Linked DNA regions of Homo sapiens: regions 2 and 3 are each linked to region 1. A link is an interaction called in ENCODE POLR2A ChIA-PET data of the cell type or tissue named here. Cell type or tissue: CD4-positive, alpha-beta T cell. All regions are shown on one strand. Each heading gives the region's core, and the rest is flanking DNA. Links, peaks and the distances in the headings are about the cores only.

The links. Peaks named below come from ENCODE experiments on the same cell type or tissue, not always from the same donor. Only the 100,000 strongest peaks of a DNase experiment are listed, where the experiment ranks them.
Region 2: POLR2A ChIA-PET joins it to region 1 with 11 read pairs; 19 of 35 experiments call an interaction of 5 or more read pairs at or near these places.
Region 3: POLR2A ChIA-PET joins it to region 1 with 10 read pairs; 17 of 35 experiments call an interaction of 5 or more read pairs at or near these places.

The regions. Positions count from the first base shown.
Region 1 is chr6:125,778,621-125,781,632 of GRCh38, forward strand. It overlaps TRE-CTC1-7 (tRNA-Glu (anticodon CTC) 1-7), which reads right to left and starts at 1,698; the gene lies at 1,627-1,698. It also overlaps a transcript of NCOA7 not described here. RefSeq lists a silencer at 1,549-1,818 and enhancers at 1,773-2,322, 2,323-2,871, 2,699-2,758. In CD4-positive, alpha-beta T cell, for the core only: no CTCF peak of the experiment used is centred there; DNase peaks (open chromatin) are centred at 1,731, 2,251 and 2,531; H3K4me3 peaks cover 1,033 bases; H3K27ac peaks cover 937 bases.
Region 2 is chr6:125,828,353-125,831,364 of GRCh38, forward strand. All of the region lies in intron 2 of NCOA7 (nuclear receptor coactivator 7), which reads left to right. Among named protein-coding and RNA genes, the nearest start is that of NCOA7-AS1, 11 kb to the left of the region's middle. In CD4-positive, alpha-beta T cell, for the core only: no CTCF peak of the experiment used is centred there; a DNase peak (open chromatin) is centred at 1,229; H3K4me3 peaks cover 289 bases; H3K27ac peaks cover 2,305 bases.
Region 3 is chr6:125,917,635-125,920,646 of GRCh38, forward strand. All of the region lies in intron 11 of NCOA7 (nuclear receptor coactivator 7), which reads left to right. LOC124901397 (a long non-coding RNA gene) reads right to left here and starts at 1,408. Exons shown (of 2, transcript XR_007059741.1): 1 at 1,207-1,408; 2 at 546-897. RefSeq lists an enhancer at 585-1,784. In CD4-positive, alpha-beta T cell, for the core only: no CTCF peak of the experiment used is centred there; a DNase peak (open chromatin) is centred at 1,497; H3K4me3 peaks cover 935 bases; H3K27ac peaks cover 1,365 bases.

The DNA.
Region 1 (3,012 bases), core at 202-2,701:
ATTCCGGATACTTCTAGCCTTTAGGTCCAGCTTGAAAAACAGTTTTCAAGCTCTATTTTGATTCTAGTGCTCACTTCCTTCTCCCTTCTTTTACCATATATCGTGATTATTTGAAGTACTTGATATGCAGCAAATAATCAATGAATGGTGCCAATTATTTTTGTTAATGGTGGCAACATATTTTTGTCTTAATTATCCAATGAAGTGAAAGCTTCTTAAGCACCAAAAATCACATCTTTTCTTAACCCCATGGCACCTATCACAATGGACTTCCTGGAACATTAAGTACTCAGCATTCTCCTCTTCCCAATCAGTCTCAGCACAGCTAAAAGGAGAGCAAAACAAACTCATTTTAGTTGCAATCAAGCTTTCAGTCTGTTTCTATGCTATGATGAAATTTCTCCTTAAAAAAAAAAGGCGGGGCCGGGCGCGGTGGCTCACGCCTGTAATCCCAGCACTTTGGGAGGCCAAGACAGGAGGATCACGAGGTCAGGAGATCGAGATCATCCTGGCTAACACGGTGAAGCCCCGTCTCTACAAAAAATACAAAAAAAAAATAGCCGGGCCTGGTGGCGGGCGCCTGTAGTCCCAGCTACTCGGGAGGCTGAGGCATGAGAATGGCATGAACCCGGGAGGCGGAGCTTGCAGTGAGCCAAGATCGCGCCACTGCACTCCAGCCTGGGCGACAGAGAGAGACTCCGTCTCAAATTAAAAAAAAAAAAAAAAAAATCCAACAGCTCAGTAAGTGGCAAAGGTTAGGATGGTTTAGAACTTTCAGGATCAAAAAAACCCTTAATGTCTATATAACACTATTTTTCTTTTTTTGACTCCAACATTGCCATATTTTCCTTTGAGGAACTCCCAGAATTCTACTTTACCCTGAATGTGGGAATTACTAATGATAAGTAGGTGCATTTTTGAGGGGCCTATATGGTTTATATAGTGGGAATTGATACTCTGGATGTAACACATTTACCATATTTGTGTAAATCTCTTAGAGAAAATTTAAAGTTAGCCAAAAAAACATTAACTAAATGGGTTATTAAAACACAATAAACTAGCTATGTCCAACCATACATCTCAGAAAAGATCTCATATTTATAGAGATGAGAGTAGGAATAGCTCCAATATAGGCAAATAATCTCCAAAGTACATAATCTTAATGTACAGAAAAACTAAAAATTAACTCTAAGCATGATACTGAATAAGTATTATTCCTCATAAAACTATCTTCCTCTTTTATTAGTCAAACAAAATCAAGGTTAAACAAAGGCTTAACTGACTGCTTGTAAACACATCCAAATTATTTTTAAAAACTGAAAAATACAATTTTAGAATCACAGAACTTTATGTTATTTGATTGATTATAAATTACATTACCTGTAAATAGAGATGGCGTATTTTAAGCCTTAGATTAAATAAACTTTTAAAACGGTCAATTTTTAATGATTAAAAAACCCCAACAAGCGAATGAAAAGTACATAAAACTTATGATTTAAAAAGAAAAAAAAAACTATAAAGAAAAAAAAAAACTATGAAAAAAAAACCCAACCAGCAAGTGAAAACTACACAAAACTCTTGACTTCTAAATTGCATGAAGGATACGAATGTCAAGAAAAACAAGACTTCCCTGACCGGGAATCGAACCCGGGCCGCGGCGGTGAGAGCGCCGAATCCTAACCACTAGACCACCAGGGAACTTGCACAACGCTTCTTCCTAAATATATTTGTTGTGTTAAAAATCTGCACTTAATTCCTCTAACCAGTAGGGGATAGAGTATTGCGTCTAAGCCACACCCACTTTGTTCTTGTTCTGAGTCCTGGTCCCTGAATCTATTTCCTGAAATTGAAGCAAATTCTCGGAAGCGCCGGGATGGCCCCTTAAGGAAAAAACCTATACCCTCCAAATCTAATCCTCTTCCTATTGCCATGCTGGAAAATATATCCTGGAAATTCTCATTCTTTACGTAACATGTAAATCTCTTTACCAAGACAAGTGTTGTCTGGACGCGTACTGTCCAGAGCCTTGTAATTTGCTTTATTATTTTATTAACCATTTTAGCTGCTCTTTCCAAATCTAAGTTCTGTCCCTCTCCGTCTTTCTTCGTTCTCTGTCACGCGGATGTTAAGTCCCTCTAAACATTTTACTAAATCTAACGATAGATTGCCACCAGCTGAGAGCGTTTCTCGGCGAAGAGCCGGAGCGACGCGCTGTCCTGGGTGCAGAGCGCGTGCTCAACAAATATGGGTGATGAAGGGTCACGTAGCCTCATAGCACGCGGTTCTATTTTATTTATTTGGCACACGCAGGCTAACGAGGCTGAGAGAGCTGTGGGTGGTATGCCTAGTGAAGGATCAGGACATCTGCCCAAGGCTCCAAGCAAGTCCTTCAAACCCACTGTGTTTGTTATCCTCCTACTTTCCAAACTGTGTTATTATCTGGGCAATTGCTTCACTTCTCCGCGTTATATACTAGACACGGCCAGGAAATGATGCAATTACCAAAGGAGTCAAGACACCTTACAGCCCAGCCTTAATTCAGAAACCCTCATAAAGTAGATGCAGAGGGCAGTAAGATATAACTCAACTTTGAAAATGTCAGCCGTTATAGTTGAAGAAATCTGACCCAAGAGACTTCGCTCCGCTGCAAGATGGAAGGAAGCTTAAGTAAGACATAAATTTGTAATGAACTTGCTCACAACATCCGCCGCCACTGTGACTTGCAGTCATCATCCATTACCACAAAATTAGGTGAGCCTGTGCTTGAATCTCGTTTCTTTTTTTTCAGCAGCTCAGAGATGGAGTTTAAATCATTGATATACTTTATCTGAAAATATGTAATAATATGAGAACAGGAAGATTTAAAGGGGTTATTAAGATAATAAGATAGAAAAATCATCAGAAGAAATTTCTACACTTTATTGTATTTTAAGTGGGACCCTTTTTTCCTATCCCAAGGAATCTTAGATCAAGTTCAGTAGGTGGAGCTCTTAACTCTTACTTAAGGGGTTG
Region 2 (3,012 bases), core at 190-2,689, 50 kb after region 1:
TTGGAGGTCACTGATAATTGATTGGATAAAAGCAGTTTCAGCACAGTGGTGGGAGAAGCCAGTTTGATGTGAATAGGAGGTAAGGGAGTGGAGACCAAGCTTCTAGCTAATTCTTTTGGGAAATCGGCTGGGAAGGGAAGCCAAATATTCAGGCCTTGGCAGGAGGAAGATGTGAGAGTCAAGGAATGGTGAGTTTTTGAAGATGGAAGAGGAAGAGGAGGCATTAGAGCATGCTTGTTGGCTAATGAGGATGGTGCATCAGAAAGGGATCCCTCAGGGATGTCCACTTGAAGACTGGTGGTTACTTAATGCCATGAGGATATTAGCAAAGAAGCAAGGCAGGAGAGGAGCCATACTGGGATACATGCACCTAGGCTGGCTGTCTAGGACCTGTAATGTGTTTTAGTTTTACTTGTGCGGATTGGTGGCACTGTGGGCTCTGTTTTGCTGATTGCACACTCATGCTGTGCCAGGAGATTTACAAATATGACCTCACTATGGTATTAGTTTTCTCATTTTTATAGGCAAGGAAACAGGCTTGGAGTGGTTTAATAACTCCCCAAGTTCCATAGCTAGCAAATAATGGAGCCAGGGTCTCTTCCTACTTGTATCTAATTCCAAAGCCTTTATTCTTAACTGCTACCTCCATAGTGCCCTTTAAATAGAATGTAAAAATAATTAGAACATTCTCTTCCATAAGAGAATTTTTTAATTGTAATATCTTAGATGAAAACATTAATTTAGAAATTTTAGAATTTATATTTAAAATTTTAATCTCTAAAAATAAAATTTTAAAGTTTAGACATTTTTCCATAAAAAATTTTTATAACCATTGGTAACAAATTATTATAATATGTCCTCTTTATAATCTATGTCCAAAAGTATTTGAGCTCCTGTTTCAATTTTTTTAGTAGAACTTTTACATATTATTTTAAGAGACAGATGTACAATGCTAGGAGTTAGAGCACCTTGGTGGTATTAAGTTTTTCCTTATTAATAGGAATTTTTAAAATAAACTATGTGACTGGATTTTAATATATTAGTGTATTAGTATAGTTATCCTGTTTTAAGTGAGGACCAATCATTCATATCTGTTTTAAATGAAGGATGCTAATCTTAATGCTGTAAGCAGTGACATCGGTGTAGGAACTTGATATACGTTGTGTTTGTTGAGAATAGTTGGGTGTGCTGCAGCATCCTCTCCAGCAAAGGAAGCCACTAGCAAAGATGTTCCTGTGTTTTCTCAAGTAAACAACCTGCGGTGAAGTGGTTATGTCTGTGTAGATCTGATAACAACTAGTAAATTTCTTTTCCTGCATTCAAAATTCTAATTTAGTGCACTGTTTCACAGTGGCTTTAGCTGTATAGTCATATCATATGAGGAACTAACGTCCCCCTCTAAGAGTATAGAAGCACCAGGTAATATAGTAATCAGACAATGCCCTGGAATCCTAGAAGAAGTAATTGAGAGATTAGAAAGAAAACACAGCATTTTCTTTTCTAAGTGTCAGGTTCATGTTAACTTGATATTTTTCTTCTTCCACTTAACCTCCTTAATACAGGCATCATGCCTAATTTCAGAATTATAAAATCTTTTAGTCGAAATATGGAGGTCGTGTGGGCTACCATGCTAGGTTTGGAATATCTACTGCCTTTGACAAATAGAATGTTTTCAGCCTGGACTTGAACTTTTCGAGCTATAACAATGTCTCAAGGACCCTCAAGGCTGCTTATTTCTTGCTTGAAAAACTCTTGTTAGAGGGAAGTTGTTTTTAAATTTTTGGTTAAATTTTATTTCCTTTCAGCTTATTCTATTTATTCCTTGTTACTTCGAATCCATACAGAATAAATCAAATCCATCTTTCATATATTATCATTGCATGTGTTTAAAGACAACATCATGAACCTTTTCCAGGATGAGTATCGTACCTTTCCATCCCTGAACCTTTTCCAGGATGAGTATCATAAGTTTCTAAATCTCTCCACCTAAGATGGAGTTTTCAGATTCTTTGCCATCTTGATATGACCTGATTAATGCAAATATAAGAATATTAGGCCAGGCAAGGTGGCTTACACCTGTAATCCCAGCACTTTGGAAGGCTGAGGTGGAAGGATTGTTTGAGGCCAGAAGCTCAAGACCAGCCTGGGCAACATAGTGAGACCTTGTGTCTACAAAAAATTTTTTTAAATTACCAGGCATGGTGGTGAGTGCCTGTAGTCCCAGTTACTGGCAGGGGCCTAGGGGTTGGGGTACTGAGGTGGGAGGATTGCTTGAGCCTGAGAAGTCAAGGCTGCAGTGAGCTTTAATCATGGCACTGCACTCCAGATTGGGTGACAAAGTGAGGCCCTGTGTCTCTCTCTATATATTTTATATATATATATATATGTGTGTGTGTGTGTGTGTGTGTATGTGTGTGTGTGTGTGTGTGTATAGATATATATACTTATCCTTTACTTTTATTAATAAACACCACATTTCATTATTTTGTTGACAGAAATTATGCTCATAGTGAGGGGGGAAAAGTGTTTTTCCATCTGAATTGGAATTTTGTCTTGTTTGTTTTCTGTCTATTATTCTATTTTCCAGGAATTTTGAAGCCTGATTTTTAACATTGAACATATTTTCTGCCCTCCCTAGATTGCGTCAGATATGCAACTTGAATAGCATGTGTTATGTTCTTATCCAAGTAGTTGATTAAAAGGCTGAATTGGAAAGCTTTATGCATTATGGCATATTAGTACTGTCAGTACATGAAATAGTTATCGTTAAGTATTTCAGTTTGCTATAAATCAGTTTCCTCTAAGTTAACCGAATTCTCTAGTCCAGCTGTTTCCATCTTACCTTAAGAAAAGTAGTGACATTTTCAGGGGCCTTAGTGAAATCTTTCTATACTACCTCCTGTGACTGGCCCATCAATATGCCAAATCTAGCCCAACCAAAAAAGATAATTATGTTCATTTAGAGTCACTCATTTTAGTGTACCTATAGTGGTTCCTAGAAGTCAATAATTT
Region 3 (3,012 bases), core at 190-2,689, 140 kb after region 1:
ATCTGGTTAGGGAGGGAAAAAGAGACACAAGCCACAGTAGGATCTGTGTCCTGCACTTTTTCCAAAGAGGGTTTTGAGGGCTTCAGTATTTAAAGGGGGAAAAGTGGGCTGGAGAGGAAGGAGAAAAGAGGAGGGTAGAAAAAATGAGACAAACGGTTACTTTCTTGTGAGTCTTTGATTAGTGTGCACTGAATCCAAATGTTGCATGTGCAAAGGAGAGGGTAGAGGAACCCTCAATCATGTATGCCTTGTGCGCAGTAAATCTGCACTTTACATAAGATGAAGTAAACAGAGTCGTGGAAGAAGTCCAGTATGCATTGGTCTGGAGGTGAGCAGTAAGGTCAATTTCTAGTCTGCTCTTGTTTCCGACTTGTGAAAATAAGCTGTTAATTTACATTGTCCAGGTGAGGGAGACCACCTGGGGAGACAGCTGTTTAGAAACAAAAGGAAAGATGGTTTTTGTTTGTGTGGCTCAGTTTCAAAGCTTAATTTTCCCTTTTTTTGTAGTGAGTTTGTGATCCCAAGATTTTATTTTCCTTTTACAATCACATGGAATGGCACCCATTTATTTAGAATTGTTTCTCTACTGTCTCCTCACCTGCTGGAGACTGTGAGCAGCTTTATGTCTCTGTGCCTGGCAAAGCACCTGGCACCCACCATCATATAGGAAATAATAAATGTCCGCTGTCCTGGAGTCCCAGGGGCCCAGAGGAGAGTGTTGTCTTGCTGGCATTCTGTCCCAGGTTGTGCTCAGGCTGTTGCATTGAGAGTCAGTTCTGCTGGCCGTGGACTGGTCTCTAAGTATCTGCTAGAGTCTTCTTTATAACCCCCAGTGTGAGCAATACAATACACTCTGATCCCCGCAGCTGTGCCCAAGACTGAAAGGCCACTTCGGATCTGGAAGAATCACAGAAATATCACTGAAAATTGATCCAGTGCTGATCTGTATTTCTTTCTAACCTCCTGACATGTGATCTGAAGTGTAGAGGAGGACTCATCCTGCTTATTAGTCATTAAAACTAATTCCAAAATGTAAAAAGATAAGTATTACTCTGCCAACTGTTTTATAAAACTACATGTAAGATGACATCTTTCACAACCTCATGTAAACCAGATGTTTTCCCATTCTTTTAAGTCCCTCCCACCAACAAACATGACATAGTATTGAAGTGAAATGCCGTTTGTTCTAACTGTAATGAAGCCTACCTCCACCGAAGGCTCCTTTTCATCCTTCCTTTGAGATTCAAGCTTATACCAGGGATCACACGTACCATTTTAAATGGAGCTTTAGCCTTAAAGAAGGTGCTGGGGGCGGGGGAGAAAAAAAAAAGAAAAAAAACTCTGAAAAGGCAGGGCTAGAAAAGCTAGGTTCACTGGAGGGACGATTAGGAAAAAAAGTATAAGAAGGAAAAGAAAAAAAATGAACAATGGGGTTTTATCATAGTGTTGGGAAACCACCGTTTCAAAGGTGAAAGTGTCCTTTTACAGTCTCACAGCGATGCCTGGCAGGAAGTGTGTTTGCTCTAAATCCTAATTTGGGTGTGTTCCTGTAGAAATGTTGAAACTTCTCCTGAGGGAAACAGAAACTCAATCATGCAGGAAACTAGATACTGAGAAAACAGTTGTAGCTCAGCGTGGCTACAAGTAACTGTGGTGTGGAAGCAGAGTAGAGAGAAAACTTGTTCCTCATTAGAGAGAGAGCCACACTTCTCACTGCTCACAATGAGAGGCCAAAGATTACCCTTGGACATCCAGATTTTCTATTGTGCCAGACCTGACGAAGAGCCTTTTGTGAAGGTATGTTGGAGTGCGTCCCGAGGGCTAATAAGGTGCTGGTGAATTCTCAGTGATGTACCTCCGAGTTTCTTTTGAAAGTCGTTCTAATTAGAAAGGATTGTGCTGACATTTCTACCAGCAGGTGTTTTATTCATTGCGGAGAGGGTTATGGTGTGGTTGCCTCTTCTCATTGGAGCCAGAAATCCATATTTGATTTTTTTTCATTCCACAGCCTCATTTTATACTTGTGATAAACACAGAGTTTGCTGAAAACAGAGTGTTTTATTTCATTCATTTAAAATGCTTGGTTTGTGATTCTTGATAGTGTTTTCACTACGGAAACACTCCCCCAGAAAATGGTAAAATTAGTAAGCTTAATTTTCTTACTTGTAAATCTGGCTCAGACGCCAGCGGGTACTTTGTATCTGTCATTGTGCATTTTGGAAATTGAGTAGTGCACTACTGCCTGACAACTTGCACTGGATTTAACTTAAATGTTTTTCTCTATAATATAAAATCATTAATACTAGTACATTTTGGTGAATTAGTTGTCTAATATAATCCTTCACTTGATCTTACACAAAAGGCCAAGAAGCCTAATATACACTCTTCAATCTGAAAGTAATCCAGTGATTTATCCATAATTTAAGAAGGGCCAAAAATGGATTTTAGAGTAAAATGAACTTTGGTAATTCATAAGCATAGCTAGAGTTAAATAATAAATGTTTTGTACAATATGATGTTTCTAGGTTTAGAAGGGGAGACTATTTTTATCATCTCTGAACAGTACATAAATAATTGTAACCTAGTTGTAATTTAGACTAAAGCTTCACACTTCTTTGTACTCATGCTCCTGGTAGCTGTTATCATTCGTTATTTCTAACAGAAGTGGTTTCTATGTGCACAACCTTAAGAGAAAACATCAGGAACCTGATTAAAAACTATCCTCATCACCGCAAACTCCCTATTTATAGAAGACTTACCTACTGAATGATCTCCGATTAGTCCTTTAACAATTCAGATCCTAAATCTAAAGGCTAAAAGAGAATCATTTAGGGCATTTCAAAGGTAGAAATCTTCTGGTGTTATATACTATTCTCAGTGACCGAGCAATCAGCAGCTATACTAAAACTGGAAAACTCGTGACTTTATTTATTTATTTATTTTATTTCTATATGGAGATAGGGGTCCCATCATGTTGCTCAGGCTAGTCTCAAACTCCTGGGCTCAAGCCAT